2 separate regions of the Mus musculus genome follow, and region 2 is linked to region 1. A link is a loop called in an ENCODE intact Hi-C map of the cell type or tissue named here. Cell type or tissue: left cerebral cortex. All regions are shown on one strand. Region 1 holds the start of Hdac6 (histone deacetylase 6). Region 2 holds the start of Was (Wiskott-Aldrich syndrome).

Evidence for each region. Hi-C counts contacts between places; a loop is a spot of excess contacts. Peaks named below come from ENCODE experiments on the same cell type or tissue, not always from the same donor. Only the 100,000 strongest peaks of a DNase experiment are listed, where the experiment ranks them.
Region 2: a loop joins it to region 1, with 2.3 times the contacts of the local background. A loop is called at or near these places in 1 of 42 quality-filtered maps.

What each region holds. Positions count from the first base shown.
Region 1 is chrX:7,946,893-7,949,392 of GRCm38, reverse strand. Hdac6 (histone deacetylase 6) reads left to right here and starts at 1,504. Exons shown (of 29, transcript NM_001130416.1): 1 at 1,504-1,743; 2 at 2,149-2,268; 3 at 2,362-2,490. The coding sequence starts at 2,179. It overlaps Gm39488 (a long non-coding RNA gene), which reads right to left and starts at 1,248. Exons shown (of 4, transcript XR_878039.3): 1 at 786-1,248. In left cerebral cortex, no CTCF peak of the experiment used is centred here; a DNase peak (open chromatin) is centred at 1,369; H3K4me3 peaks cover 1,676 bases; H3K27ac peaks cover 468 bases.
Region 2 is chrX:8,088,308-8,090,807 of GRCm38, reverse strand. It overlaps Was (Wiskott-Aldrich syndrome), which reads left to right and starts at 317. Exons shown (of 12, transcript NM_009515.2): 1 at 317-517; 2 at 824-964; 3 at 1,466-1,552; 4 at 1,670-1,772; 5 at 1,893-1,934; 6 at 2,031-2,084. The coding sequence starts at 380. In left cerebral cortex, no CTCF peak of the experiment used is centred here; DNase peaks (open chromatin) are centred at 303 and 1,495.

The DNA of each region.
Region 1 (2,500 bases):
GCCAGAAGTTCTAAGCAGCCTGGACATGAAAGCAAGGTCATTTTTAAAAGAAAGGAAGTGTATCATAAAGATTAGATGTGGATGCAAAGCCTAAGCTATTTGCAATCTTAGCTTTTATAAGGTTTACTGAGCCCCGTTGTGCAGGAACCGTCTCTATTGTTCGGCTGGCGGGCATCACCATCCTAGAATGTTTTTAGGTATTATTATTATTTTCTTTAGTGTGTGTAGATTTAGATAGCCCGTGCTGAGAACATGTTCTGTGCTGAGAACATGGAGGACTGAAACTGGCATTTGCAAGAGGTTCAGAGGGTCTGGCTGCTGGAGTATGGAACTGTCAATCTATTTGCTAGTCAGTGATGCAGAACTCCAGATGGATTCTTTCTGGTCTCTGCCAACAGGTCCTTAGGAAACGATGTCCTTGACATGGGGAGATCAGGACAACTCGGCCACCTGTGGGATTTATACTTAGAAGGGATGGCCATCTCAAAGAGTCACAGGGACAATTTTCCTTCCTCGGTCCACCACATGCTGTAAGTTTGATGACTCGGTGGAGGGGGACAGGTAGGCTGAGCTCCCATTCAGGAGACACTGTCCTTCGAAAGTCCATTCTGGCCTTGGTACTAGCATCTCAATTTTCCAGGTAAGGAAACAGGACAGAACTGTGACCTGTCCAAGATCTAAATCTAAGTCCCCGTGTGTGTAGTCTACAGAGCAGCTTTACAATGCAAACTACCTCACGAAAGTCGGGCTTTCTGACATAGTGAGCAGCCCCACCCCTGCCTCACCTCGTAGAGACTCCTTCCAGTCCCCATTTCCGCTGCAGAACATTAATAGCTAACATTTGGGGATGCTTCTTGAATACCATCGCAGTGGCCACCAGCTCAGAAACTTATCAGCATTTACTATCACGCTCATTTTGGCTGCCACCAGCCAAAGTCTATTATTAGCGTTTATCTCCAACTAGTCACCCGCAGGCGCGAGTTACGTCAACGCCAAAAGCAGCTCGGGAATCTAGCTTCTTTGATTTGTTCTCGAATCACTGCACAACACAACTGATGTGGATCCGTAGGTCTCCTAGGATGACTAGCCTGGACTTGAGACTGGCAGCCATAGCCAGTCAGAACGACCGCAGCGGCGAATGCGGGGGTGGGGTGTGCGTGCGTGTGTGTGGGGAGGGGTGGTAGCGCTAGGGGCAGATCCGGGTCTCGAACTAGGGAGTAGCACCCCACGCAGGCGCAGTATGATCAGTTTCCATGGCCAAGCTCGCGAGAGGTGTGGTTTGCGCCTGAAGCGTTGTGGGCGGACTGAATCCATGTTGGGGGCTGGACGTGGGCGGGCAAATGAAAAAGCTCAGCCCAATGGAAAAGAAGGGATCAGGTGCCCGGGGCCACACAGGTCGCCGGGAATTTGGCGGCGTGAGCCTAGGGCGGAGTTTGAAAAGGAGGCAGAGCTCAGTGAGTAGGGACGGAAGGATTGGCCAGCGTCGGTGGCTGGGCGGGAGATGGGCGGAGGCTTGGAAGGGGCTGAGGGAGCCTGGTTAAACGGTAGGCGTCTGGGAAGGGGGTGGGGTCTGAAGGATTCTGATCGAAAGGGGCAGTCCTCGGAGCAGCGGGGCACGGGGAAAGCTCGGGGCGAGATCTGCGCGAGTGGAAGGCGCTGGTTCGGCCCTGCAGGAGGTGGAGTTGAGTGAGTCTTTAAAGGTGCTGCCGAGGCCGCGGCAGCCCGGTCTGGCGGACTAGAAAGGTGGGTGATTTTTCTGGGGAAATAGGCTGAAGCGGGCAGGTTGCAGAAGCCAAGCGTTCCGGGCGCAGATTAGAGGTATGAAAGGATGTGGGAAGTGGATGGGGGGGGGGCGGTGATTGGGTAGGGCAGGCCTAAGAAGAGCCTGATTGAGCCTGGGGTTACCTCGTTTAGTGAATAGGCAAAATGAGGAAAGAGAATCGGATAAAAGCAGCGAGGTCCAGGGGGACCGGACAGGACCAGGTTTCCTCTAGCAGAAGATGGCCTGGGGGGTGGGGGCGGTTTAGAAGGCTCGGGAATGGACCCGGTGAAGGCTGCGATCTAGACTAGGGGGCGGGGCCGAGGAAGGGACAGGGATGTGGGGTCCTCTGGACACTCCAGCTGCCTCACCAACTACACCTTTGCTAGAGCCTTTCCAGGAGCTGAGGCTCTTCAGCCATGACCTCCACCGGCCAAGATTCTTCTACTAGACAGCGAAAGAGTAGGCACAATCCCCAGTCACCCCTTCAGGAATCCAGCGCCACCTTGGTGAGGCCCCAGACCTGCCCTGATGGGGGGGGGGGGTGGAGGGTGAAGCCAGCCAGCCATGTCCAGACTCTGATTTTTCTGTCTGATTGGCAGAAGCGTGGTGGAAAGAAGTGTGCTGTACCCCACTCCAGCCCCAATCTAGCGGAGGTAAAGAAGAAAGGCAAAATGAAGAAGCTGAGCCAACCAGCTGAAGAGGACCTAGTTGTGGGGCTTCAAGGGCTGGTGAGAGAGA
Region 2 (2,500 bases), 140 kb before region 1:
CACAGACTTGTGACTACTCTCTGCGTAGCTACCCTGAAGGAGAAGCTCTGCAGATGGCGTAGCTCTCCCTCAGTGTCCGACTAGAGCAAGGCTGATCTAAGCCTGTCAGAAGGAAATGGCCCCGCACAAAAAGGGAGAGGACGTTGGGAAGAAAGAAGAAAGGAAGATGCCCTGAGCTCATTACAAACTTGGATCTAGCCACGCAAATGGAGGAGGGCCCATGCCTGTCCTAGAGAGGAGAACAGGCCCTCTGGGGGGCCCTGGAGGACTTATTTCCCTTGTGGTTTATTGTACTTCCTGTTCCCCTGCTCACTGCGGAAGTTCCTCTTCTTACCCTGCACCCAGAGCTTAGCTGGAGAGGACTAAGGCAGAAGGCAGCATGAATAGTGGCCCTGGCCCTGTAGGAGGCAGGCCTGGGGGCCGAGGGGGACCAGCCGTTCAGCAGAACATTCCTTCCAACCTCCTCCAGGACCATGAAAACCAGAGACTCTTTGAGCTTCTTGGCCGAAAATGCTGGGTGAGTTGGGAGATCTCCTGGTCCTCCCAGTCTCCCTCCCTCTCCTCTTCTTCCTCTCTACTTCTTCTTCCCCGTTCTGCTTCCTCCTCTTACCCATATTTCCCTTCTCCTTGTTCCCATCATCCCTGTATCCCCCTTCTCCCCATCTCCTCTCCTCAGATTCACTCACTCCCCATTATCTTGATGTCTACTCCCCTTCCTCCTGGCTACAGCTCTTTCCCCAAGCTCATGAAAGCCACAGGCAGGCAAGGACCAGGCCTGGTGACCCATGAGCACACTGCACTGACCCCTGCTCTCCCCTCCTAGACACTGGCTACCACAGTTGTTCAGCTCTACCTGGCACTGCCCCCTGGAGCTGAGCACTGGACCATGGAACACTGCGGGGCTGTGTGCTTCGTGAAGGATAACCCTCAGAAGTCCTACTTCATCCGCCTTTATGGCCTACAGGTGACCCCATGCCCCACTGGACAGGAAAGCTAGTTCCCAACTTACAAAACCAGTTTTTGTCCACAGCTCCAAGCCTTCACTCATATCAGTGACCCCCTGAGCTCCAGAACCAAAGACCAATACAGATCCCAAGTTGTGTTTTTCTCATTCTGAGTCTAAGAAGACGGACCTCAGAAGGTTTATATCAAGACTTAGATCTGCTCCACAAATACCTGAGCCTCAGCCTCAAATATGTTCTAAATCATGTTGAATACTCTTAGAACTGGAATCTTAAATTCACAACGTGGAGCCTTCAACTCCTACATATAGGCTTTGGCTCCCAAACCCATATCTCTCATATCGGTGTCTGACTCTCAGACACCTAGAACCCAAACTCTGATAGTGAGCTGAAGCTGAAGAGCTTTAAATAAAACCCCGGGACACCAAACCTGGACACCATGCTCCAGTGGTCTGCCACCCAAGATGCCTGGATTTCAGCATGCACCTCCCCCCACTTTCCAGGCTGGTCGGCTACTCTGGGAACAGGAGCTGTACTCTCAGCTGGTTTATCTCACTCCCACCCCGTTCTTCCACACTTTTGCTGGAGATGTAAGTGAGCAGCTTGTGCATCCTTGCGCTGCAGTTGGGGGGGATGGGGAGGAGATGAGAAAGTCCCGGGGATGTGGGGGGCGTACTAGAAGTTTGCTGACCCCAAGGCATGTATAGGACTGTCAAGTAGGACTGAACTTTGCGGATGAGAGTGAAGCCCAGGCCTTCCGGGCCTTGGTGCAGGAGAAGATACAAAAAAGGAATCAGAGGCAAAGCGGAGGTAAGGAGGCCTTGGTGGGAATTGGGGGGAGGTAGGTTAGACAGAGGTGAGTGCACGGGTGTGAGGCTGGAAAAGCCCCTCTCATGGTTTTGGCTCTCAGTCCACCCTATTTAACCACAGAAAGACGCCAGCTACCACCACCACCAGCACCAATCAATGAGGGTGAGTCCTCTCGTTCAAATAAAGGTTATGAAGAACTAACCCAGAGATGTGGGGGAGCAAGATTAGGGCAGATCTGAACTCATTCCATTTTTCCAGAGAGAAGAGGAGGGCTCCCACCTGTGCCCCCACACCCGGGTGGAGATCATGGGGGTAAGTGGCAATTCTCACATCACTGGAGAGATGGTGGGGGTTAGTAGATGAATGAGTACTTGAGTCTGTCTGTAAATTCATAAAGAGGTGGATGGTGGGTGGACAGATGAGCACGGTGATAGATTGGTGGCAGACATGGCTAAATTGGGAGATGGACTGATGATGGCTTATAGATAAATAGGTACATGAGTATTTGGGTAAATGGATGAAAACTTACTTGCATTTAAGTAATGAATAGGTGGTTCAGAGAATTCATGAATGGGCATGTAAACAGATGAACAGTGGACAAAGAGGGCCGCTGAGATGGAACAGCGCTTGCCACCAAGCCTAGACACCATCGTTCTAGCCCCAGAATCCACATAAAGATAGGAAAGAAACAATTCCACAAAGTTGTCCTCTGACCTCCACACATGTGC